Regions from separate parts of the Mus musculus genome. Here region 1 is linked to region 2. A link is a contact called in ENCODE Hi-C data. All regions are on one chromosome and are shown on one strand. The core of a region is the stretch at or near the end of the contact, and the rest is flanking DNA. Distances in the headings are between cores, read along the strand shown. Region 1 has its middle 50 kb from the start of Gm34542. Region 2 has its middle 27 kb from the start of Gm17619.

The links. A loop is a pair of places that touch in the nucleus more often than their neighbours do.
Region 1: a map of heart shows a loop between it and region 2 (2.3-fold over the local background). The contact joins two enhancer-like sites. A Hi-C loop is called at or near these places in 6 of 37 maps with a recorded cell type or tissue (heart and left cerebral cortex).

The regions. Positions count from the first base shown.
Region 1 is chr2:170,266,172-170,271,492 of GRCm38, reverse strand. No RefSeq gene overlaps it. Among named protein-coding and RNA genes, the nearest start is that of Gm34542, 50 kb to the left of the region's middle. Within about 2 kb of position 3,217, at least 1 of the 3 ENCODE cell types and tissues checked has a DNase peak (open chromatin) inside an H3K27ac peak, as active enhancers do; it is heart, where a contact is called at or near this core.
Region 2 is chr2:170,218,091-170,223,486 of GRCm38, reverse strand. No RefSeq gene overlaps it. Among named protein-coding and RNA genes, the nearest start is that of Gm17619, 27 kb to the right of the region's middle. Within about 2 kb of position 3,711, at least 1 of the 3 ENCODE cell types and tissues checked has a DNase peak (open chromatin) inside an H3K27ac peak, as active enhancers do; it is heart, where a contact is called at or near this core.

The DNA.
Region 1 (5,321 bases), core at 1,968-4,467, 48 kb before region 2:
ACATGTGTTGGGGCTGGTGAGATGGCTCAGCAGGGTAAGAGCACTGACTGCTCTTCCGAAGGTCCTGAGTTCAAATCCCAGCAACCACATGGTGGCTCATAACCACCCGTAGTGAGATCTGATGCCCTCTTCTGGTGTGTCTGAAGACAGCTACAGTGTACTTCTTTATAATAAATAAATGTTTTTTAAAAAGTACATGTGTTAAGAGAATCCGTGTACTATAGAAAAGTGGCGCTCAGAACTTGGAGAGAACTGGTCGGGATCTGGAAGTGTGTCTAAGGAACCTTTCTGGGAAACTAATATTTGAGAAATCAGTAATAGATAACGGTATTATCAGTTCCAATAGATAATAGATAAATCTTGCTTTCTAGAACAGTTCATGGTCAGCGTTCTCCACGCTACCATCAGTAGCATCGGGTAGAGAAACCACATGCTGTAAATAGGGGCTGAAGAGATGGCCCAATAATTAAGAGCACTTGCTGGTCTTCCAGAGGGACTCAAATCACGCTCCCAGCACCCACACCAAAAGGCTGACAATCAACTGTAACCTCAACTCCAGGACTCCAAAGACTTCTGCACTTATGCGCACACAGACACAGACACATAAATGAAAGTGAATCTTTTATTATGTGGTGGGAATATCTATGAGATTCCTCTAGACTTAGAAGCCGGGACTAGTTTGTTCCTGTAAATGACCCAGAGAATAATTTTTCTGAAGCACAAGTATAAAGACTGAACAAATAGATTTTCCTTCCTCTGTAGCTATCAGCAGCCACAGGGTGTGTTTTTATTTAATTCTGATAAAATAAATCCCTACCTCTGATGACAACAGAGATAGGGCACAATCAACACTCTGTGTCCATCGAGGTCATATCCAACATCATCGTACTTCCTGTATCTACAGAATAAGCACACAGTCATGGAAATTCTGTTTATATAGTGTCTCGATCCTCTTTAAATCCCCTCCATAGGAGTGTGACTACTACCGGCTTGGGGAATTTGAGCTCCTCTGCGAGGTACACTGTAAGAACTTAAACCCTGATTAGACAGAAATGAAAGTAAACACAGGGTGAAGCCATGGGGCCTGTTGAAACTGTAAAAAGCCCTTGAACTTTGATCGTGCCTAGTGCACCCCATCTGAGAGCTGTTTATTAGAATAGCCTGTCACTTACAGGTGCCACGGGCCCCCTACCTTCCAGCAAGCTTGACAATGAACTCTGGGTTCATTTGGTATTGGAACAGTGAGATTTTGTGCAGGGCTCAAAGGCTGTATTTTAGTGGGTTCAAATCCAATAAAATAAATCCTTGGAACGTTTTTTCACCGAGAACCCTGGTCATGGCAAAGATCACATGTGCTGACACCACACCCCACACACCGAGCCTTGATACAGAGCAGGCAAACCGACTGCTAAGAATCAAGACTGTTCCTACCACTGAGAAAATATTCCTCTGTTTTCTTAATTCCCAGATTTGTGGTTTTATGGGAGCCGAAGCACTTAGCTCCAGTCCCCAGTCTGTTTTCCTTTTCTACTCCGCACAAAAGAAGGTCAAAGAACATTTGCTTTCTTGTTGTTTTTTGCTTAGATATTGTGTGTATGAGTATGAACAATGGTCCTGTGGGTTCATACACATATGTGTGCCCACGCACATGTGTGTGTACATAAGTGTTCAGAAGTCAGAGGACATCAAAAACTATCCACCTTGGATTTTTGTTTGTTTTGTTTTAAGATGTATAGCTGAGTGCGGTGGTGAACTCCTTTTAGACCCAGCAGTTAAGAAGCAGGTGGATCTGTACATGAGTTCAAGGCCAGCCTGGTCTGCAAAGTGAGTTCTAGGACAGCCACAGCTACATACACAGAGGAACCCTGTCTCAAATCACTTTTAAATTTTTTTCTTTTTATTATTTTCTTAATTACCAGTCTGTGCTTATGAGTGGTTGTGTCCACACATATGTAGGCACTCATGACAGCCAGACCTCCGGGAGGTGGAGTAACATGTGGTTTCCTCACATTTGTGCTGGGAACCAAACTCGGGTCCCCTACAAGAGCAGCTAAAGGCTTTTAATGACTGAGTCACACACCTTGTTATGGTTTGGGGAAAAGGACTGATTGTTTATTGGTTGGTTGGTTAGTTGGTTGGTTCTTTTTGTTTTTAGACAAAGTCTTTCCGTGTAGTCCCGACTGTCCTGGAAATCACTGCATAGCCCAGGCTGGCCTCCATCTCTCGGAGATCCACCTGCCTCTGCCTCCCAAGTGCTGGGATTAAAGGCGTGTGCCACCACTGCCCAGCCCAAAGCTCCTAAGCAGGCTGGATAGCTGGTACAGCAAGCCCTTGGGATCCTCCTTGCCTCTGGTACCTCAGCTCTGGGATTATAGACGTAGGTCACCATGCCTGGCATTGTACATGCATTCTCAGGAATCAAACTCAGGGCTTTATATCTGTGCATCAAGCAGTTTGCCAACTGAGCCGTCTCCCCAGCCCCTGCTGAATTTCCTTGTTTCCAGCTTTTCCCTAGTGACTCAAAAATAAAAGAGTAGCCATTGGCTTCCTGGTCAGTCTGTGAGCGGTGACTCACTTAGATGAAGTATTTTGGGAGACATTATCTATGGGAATCGGGAGAAATCTGTTCCAGTCACTTGTATGTTAAGCTTTAAAAATGGGGTGTGGTCAGAGTTCTCGGGGAACCTTGAAGAACCATTTGAGTTATTATTCCCAGGCCCGTGCTTATAAAGGTCAAAGCTTGCAATAACCAATCCTGCTCACTATGTGTGGTCAATATATGTGATCTGAAAACACACTGGGAGAAGCGCTGTGATTCTACCCACCGGCTCCACCCCAGTGCACACACTCTAATCTATCTCCCCTCTTGACACACGTGTCTCCAAAAGTCTCCAAATGTAAGATCTGTTCTCTACTCAGAACAAAACCAGTAAACAAAACCCCAATGGACTCAGCAACCAACTTGCAACCTCCTAGGCTATGCCAGTATTTTGTCCAGAAGGAAGGAAGTCCTTGTAGCCCAAGAGAAAGAGATGGGAGATTCTCTGGCAAGTCAGCAGGCAGAAGGTTGATATCGGCTGCTGGCTTTTGTAATTTCCAACTGTAGAAACCGGCAGGCAGTCGGGGCAGATCTCCCGGGTCCTATTAGGTATAAGAGTGTTATTTCCACTCCAAAACCAGGCTGCCTCTGGGTGAGTGGGTGGACACGGGAATGTTGGCCCCTCCCTGACAACAGAAAGGATTCCGCTGGGATCCTGTTCCCAGACTGTAAACACTGAAGCGCCTCTCCAAACACATAATAAAAATCAAGACCCTGCCCCCATTCTTTTTTTTCCTGTGCTATGCATGATTCAAATTTAAATCCTGATAAATATCAGCGTGGAGCCTCCAACTTCATAAACACTGGAATTTTCCAGAATGCACACAAAAGCTTCTGGTGAGAAGATAGCATCCTGGGAGACGTTTTTACAACTTCTACAGTGTATGTGTTCCCTGTCGCAATTTTTTTTTTTGTGTGTTGTTGTTTTGTTTTGAGACAGGGTCTCCTGTAGCCCTGGCTGGCCTTGGACTTACTAGAAAGCTGGGGGTGGACTTGAACTTCTGATCCTCCTGCTTCTGCCTCCCAAACGCTGGCAGGACAGTGGAGCCCACTACTCCTACAAGGTTCTGTTGACTGAGCTCAGGGCCTCCGCCTGCTAGGTGAGCATTCTAACAGCTGACTCCCAGCCCCTGCAACAAGGTTCAGAAGTAAAACAACTAAAACTAAAAACCTCCTAAGGGGCAATGACAATAACTAATGTCACCTCCCTGCCCCCCCCCCAAAAAAAGCCTGTCTCTACAAGTAGAAAGAACAAACTTGGTATCTCTAAGTGCAAACAGCAAGGAGAAGCTTAATAAATTACAAATCTAATCAGAATCAAAGCACATTTACTCCTAGAGGCAAAAGCAGAAATTTTCCCTCAACTGCCTTACATCAAAAAGGCCAATTTTCTCCTGCTCACTTAGGAAGGAACCCGTCCTGGAAGTCTCTCTTCAGACAGGAGTCATTAAGCCGCTGCCTCTGACACCGGATTAGGTCATTTGTTTCTGGACTGCTTTTCCGCCCTTCGCTTACAACTGGGCTCCACAATTTGTTCCAACGTTTTCTGGCTTTTCCGATGTGTTCAGACAAAGACCAGGAGCTTAAATCTCCCCGATTTAACTGGTTGGAGTGTTAGCAAGAGGGAACGGAGTCACAGAATTGAGACTATATTCGGTGCGTTTCATTGGGACATAATTTCTGTCTCCACGAGGGAACAGTTGTGTTGGTTCTAGGAACCACTGAACTGTAAATAAGCCCTACCTTACCCCTCTGTTTTTTCAACACCGGGAACGCAAGAGATTGGCAATAAACCAGGTGAGCAAAACTTACCTCTCAGAACGATCTAAAAAAATGAAAAAGGATCCCTTTTACCATAACATTGCTCTCTCTGTGTTAGCCAACAAATGAAAAGGAAGCGGGGAGGACGAGGAGGAGGGGGAGGGGGAGAGAAGTAAGGCTTTGATTCTAAAAGAAATCACTCAAGTGTGCCTCTTAGTCAAATAATTGAAGAACGAGCTTAAATAACACCCCAACTCCCTGGCATTTTGGAGTCTCACATACATCATTAATTGGTCTGGCATCATTAATCGTCTTTAAGATTGGCGACAACCAGGACGGAAGAGATCAAATAACCGAAGACAGATCACGCACCTAGCGCAAGGTGTGGCCAAACCGGTCTTGGCGTTCCTTTCTGTTTACAATACGCCTCGGGAAGTGGGCTTCTCAGTTCCTCCGGATCTGGGACTGTATCCATAGACAACTCACAGGCTTACAAATAAATATGTCTGGGTTGGTTTTTTTCTCTCTCAAGATTTATTTATTTTTATTTTATGTGTATGAGTGTCTGCCTAAATGGCTGTACATCATGTGGTGCAGTGCCTTGGGAGGCCAGAAGAGGGCGTCAGATCCTCTGGAACTAAAATTACATGGGTAGTCAGGAGGGGCAGTGTGGGTAGGGTATTGGGATCAGAAGTTGAGTCCTCTCCAGGAGCAGCCAGTGCTCTTAACCACTGAGCCATCTTTCTAGCCCCATTTTTTAAAATATTTATTTATTTATTTATTTATTTATTTATTTATTTATTTATTTAATGTATGTAAGTACACTGCCGATCTCTTCAGACACACCAGAAGAGGGCATCAGATCTCATTACAGATGGTTGTGAGCCACCATGTGGTTGCTGGAAATTGAACTCAGGACCTCTGGAAGAGCAGTCAGTGCTCTTAACCGCTGAGCCATCTC
Region 2 (5,396 bases), core at 2,462-4,961:
TGTGCCCACATACATGAACACATGTGCACACACATACATACATGCACACACACATACACTACTACTCCACTACTACTATCTACTCCACTAAGCCACCGAGGAAAGGCAAGCTCCTAAGATTTTTTTTTTTACTCCTTTCTTTTCTTGGACCCTTGGTTTATGCCTGACTTTCCCACTCTAGTACTTAAGATTTCTGATATCCAGCACTTGGCTCCCATTTCTTTGTGTCTAATATACATACACGTCTCTGTTCTCTCTGGGGTCTCTTAACAGCCCCCTTTCTTAAGACTGGCTTCCTAGACCACTATTTTCTTTTTTAACCAGCAGCAGAGGAGAGCTCTGGGAGCCCAGAAGATAAACAGCCAACAAGCTTGTGAAGTTTATCTCCCAGCCCACGGAACACTGGCTGCAGGAGGCAGCGGCTGGGCTGCAGCTCTGCAAGCTGGCAGCCCGATTCCTCTGAACGCTGGCTGCAGGAGGCAGCTGCTGGGCCCGATTACTCTTTCACTTTGTGCTCACTGCTTCCTGAAGAGAATTTTTTTCAATTAGCTCATTTGTTTCAAGACATACCGAGTGGTCCTCCTCCTCCTCCTCCTCCTCCTCCTGAGTCTCCTCCATCCCAGAACAATACAGAGATTTACCATACACACATGAAGACAAAGTACACTACATTTCACTAGATGAGCCAAGGATGAAGTGTGAATGGATGTTTTTGTAGTTATTTGTTTGTTTAATTTTTCGGTAGTTAGATAAAATGAGACTGCTCCCCTGAGAAGACGTCTTCCCTCCTCCTCAGCATAAAATTCCACCCACTTCTTCCCAAAGACACACTTCTGTTCTAAATCCTAATGGTTTTGCTCTTGCACACAGAGAGTGTGGGAAGCTACGCCTAAGTTGTTAGTGGCGGCTTTCAATCTTTTTCTGAACCTGGGATGAAAGAATTATTCTACTCTGAAGCAGGCAGGAGCTATGGAACAGGAGATCCAGGGAAGGCTGACCCCTGAGGGACAGCCACTTCCTTTGTTTTTCTGGAGTCTGTCATGCCCACGTTCGGAGAGACATTAAGAAAATGGCTGGGGAGAAGAGCAGGCATTTGCGGGGGCGGGGACGGGGGCCCCGAGATTTTACTCTGAGCAATGCAGAAAGCAAACAGACAGAGCAAAAGCCAACAGAAGAGCCAATGGTACGCTCATACCGTCACTTAACACAAAGTTAATTTAACTGGTTTCCCCTTTGGAGTCAGGCATCTTGGGGCCAGGTGTGGGGAAATAGAAGCAGAAAATGTTCAAGGTGTGCAAGATAATAGAGAATTGACCACAGCACGGTTTAGGGCAGCAAAAGCTGAAAGCCCACCAGAGGGACGTGATGAAGGACGAAAAGGGGTAGCATTCAAAGAGACACCTTGCCATTATTTAAAACGATCAAGGTTTTCTACCACGAAGACAAAGGATACTTGTGTAAAATCAAGGTGTCTGATATACACTAGTGTGATCTATAAGACCCTGAAAGAGGGCACAGAAAACTGCAGCCACTGTCTGTGGGGGAGGGGAAGCTCACACTGGTGTACTGCCCACCCCCTCCACCCTGCTGCTCCAGCCCCCACCCCGCTTAAGCTGGAAGCTCGTTCTTTAAAATATATGTCCTGAAAATTGTTTACAATAGACATTTTCTTTTTTATTTAAGGGTAAAAAAAAGTTCACAGCCATGTGTTAAATGAAACCAGTGAGGTATTTAAAACTATGCATATTCATATACATAAAACAAATAATTCTTTAAAAAAAAAGACTGCATTTAGGGAAGATTTCTGGAAGGAAGTATCATGCCGTCAAGTGGTTACTAGCCATCTCCACTTTGAACTTTCTAATGAGGGTGAACATATACTTTTTAGAAGTGCTTAAACTAAAATGATCAAATGAAAAGAATAGCCTAACGACATCAGCAAGTGCCATCCCACGAGGATCGTTCCCCTGCCCGCTTCCTGTACGTCGCAAATGAATTTCTGTTCCTTGCTTCCTAAACGTGGAGTATCATTCATTATCATCCACATTGGAATAGCTCTCTCTCTCTCTCTCTCTCTCTCTCTCTCTCTCTCTCTCTCTCTCACTCTCATGGGCCCTGTCTGTCGGTGCCTTTGTTCCCTGCTGGCTCCTGGAGAGGAGGGAGACCCTGAGGCTTCCGGATTGTAACCCCGCAGCCTCCGGTTTGCGCTCCTGACGTGCATTTGAGCAGCACTTGAGCGGCTCCATTAACCGGAGTGAAGTTGCTGAGAGATAAAATGCCATCTTGCTAGGTCCATTCTGTTGCGTCACCATCCTGTTTTAGGTCACGTCGGGTCGTGTGGCTCTCCGATGGGGGCTGGACCAGCAAACAGCGTTTAGAAACAGGATCTCTGTAAACGCCTTCTCCCTCCCCAATTAGCTCTTGGAAGCCCTCTGTTCCATTTTCTTCTGCCTCAGGCATGCGTAAAAGCGATCAAAGGGGAGGAGGGAGGAAAAGACACTTGTGAGATTGTGTTAAAAAAAAAAAAAAGTCTCCATGTGTTTGAGAGAGACTCACTTCGCCAAGCATTTACTGCAATAAAAACACGATTTGCTAATGAACATGATTCGTGTGTTCTGGGATTGATAACAGATACAGAAGAGCAGAGCAGTCGTGATCGCTGCTGTGGGTATAGTTTTCAGGCGAGGAAATACGGAGAACCCAGTTTATAATTTATTGAAGCCACGGCAGTTCTGGGCTGTGCTCGCTTCTGGTGTGCCCTTCTCTGGTTTCCAGGATGATGGTGTACCGGGAGCCTCCTTCTTGCCCCACAACTGTGCTGGAGCGGGGGAGGGGGGGGCGGGGGTTCGGTTCTTAATTTATCTCCTCATGAACTGTTTTCTCAAGGAGGCTAGGGTCAAGTTTGGAAACCAAATTTATGCAAAGAGGGATTGTGACATACTAGAGGGAGGATTTGAAACTCGAAGGGGGGGGCTACATCCCAACTTCTCTGGAGAAGCAGGAATTCCCAGCTCTGTTTTGATCACTTGAAAATGTCACAGTTTAGTTTACAGGTATTTCTGAGGGATCATTTTTGATGCCTTTAAATTTAGGAAAATACTCAAATACAACCAGAATTAAGTGTCTCTCAAGATGGAAAAAAAGGGGCCTACTGGCTATTGTCTGACCTCCCCTGGGCCTGATTGACTAGTAGAAATTGCATCTCCATGGGAACAGATAAATGTCTGCTTTTCATGTCATGAAATAACCAGCTCGGTCCTCGGAGCTTCACCAACCTAGCACTTTATCCGGGCGGCTGTGAGCAGAGTCTCCCTTTTCATGTTCAGCCAAATTATCTGCTAGAATCTCTTTTCAAGCCTAAGGAGGGGGAAAAACAGAGAAGGGAGGGAGGGAGGAGAGAGAGAGAGAGAGAGAGAGAGAGAGAGAGAGAGAGAGAGAGAGAGAGAGATCCCCTCCCCCTTCTGCATGGAGTTAATTACTGTATTTTCCTCGGGGAGACGGAGGAAGAAGACACCCGCTGAAATAACACGCAAATGATGACTAGCATGTAGTATCTGCCTGTTCAATAGCTGTGGGTGATTTTTAAAAAGGAGGCCGGCCAGCGAGTGCCAAGGCGACCCTGAGAGGCTGGTCCTAGGACCCACTAGGTTTTGTTTATTTGTTGTTACACTGGGACTTGGCTGTGGAGTCTTAGGCAAGTGGACAGCAACTGTTTCGCGCTGGGGTCTGAGAAGTAGGGTGAATGGGAATCATGGGAGAAGTCGCTGGCGAGCCTCAGATTATCTGCCTCCCACCCCCATCCCCAACCCCGAGCCTCCAACATCTGCCATTTTGACTCCCGTCTCTGGTGCGGCGCTCTGTGCCCGCCACATTGGAGGATAGTCTGAAAAGAGAGCCGGGGCTTTCTCTATCCACGTTCTAGACATTTCGGCTTCTGTGCTTGGTTAAAAATACCACCAGAAGCAGCATCTTTTTATTTTTTTCTTTTTTTTTCTGATGATACTGCAAGATTTCCAACCCACCTTTCTGCGTCAGAGGGAGAAGGAACGAAGAAGAAACATCAAAAGGAAGAGAGCAGAGGCAGGCTCCCTCCCGCACAAGAACAAACTCTTGTGGGGAAAGATATCCTAGACCGATGGTTCTAAAACCAGGCGCCAGAGCGCGAGCGGGGAGCGGGCTCTCTCTTTTTTGGGATCTATTTACCCTCTCCTGTTATTGTGTCTTCTGTCACTGAAACTTTGTGGTTTGTTTCTCTTTTCTTCCTCTGCACCTCCACCCAGACAGCCAGCAAGTCTGAGCAGGAAATGACTGAAGACTAGTGAGCTGCACCCCCACTATCCCCCACCCCCACCCCACCCCTCACCACCCACCCCCGCCCCCTCCCAGAAGAATCCAGGTGAAAGATGCCTGCAGGAATTTGAAGATGGTGTGAGCTCGGCTCCGTGCTAGCACACTCCTAAGTCTGGAAGGCCAGTGGTCTTTATCTGGCCCAGCTGCTGCTGATGCGGAGATGGGAATGCACCCATCCAGTGTGTGAACACTGCGCCCATTGTACCCTGCCGAGCTGATGGATGCCTGAGTAATTGGCATGGAACCTACTCTATTAACAGTACAGACAGATATGTGAGCTAGCTGAATCCCTCCAACATATGCCGGGCGTTAGCCAAAGGAGTTTACCATTCTGCCAACATCCCGGCCATTCGGCACATAATTAGGCTTAAGGGTTCTATCACTCTGCCGGGGATCAACAAATAATGGGGAATTTTAGCACTTCCTCTGAATAAGAAGTGAGGAGGTTGTGGTAGTCTCAGTCTAGCGCTGACAGAGGGCAGTGTTGACCATGTGGGGGCGGGGAGGTGGTGGTGGATAGTTTGAGGCAGAAGAGAGTGGGGCTACACGTGCTCATTTCAGGAGATTTTAAAATTAGGGGTGTGTCTTTATTCGGCTCTTGTGTGTGTGAGTGAATAAGGAGGATATTTGTCACGTCCTGCTGGATGTTAGTGTCTTAAAGGAGAACGTGCCACCGTGGACTGACATACAGAGAGAGGCCATTTAGAATGCATGTGTCTGCATTCTGCAAGCCTCCGGCCTCCACACAATGTGCCACGGCAGGCACATGCCCGTGCTCACGCGCATACACAGCTAGGCAATGTAATTAAAAAGAAAGCGTTTAAGAAAGGTAAGGTGGGGGAAGGGGGAGGGAAGGAAACAAGGAGGAGGTAATTCTATAAATTAAAGGCATCGCATAGTACATGATTCTCTTTTCGCAACCATGTGTATGTATCTATAATACACACACACACATATGTATCCCCCTCGTTTTATTTGCTGTTGCTATGACAAGATACTCTGACAAATGTGACCAAGGGAGTGACTTAGACAAAGTTTCTGTTGAT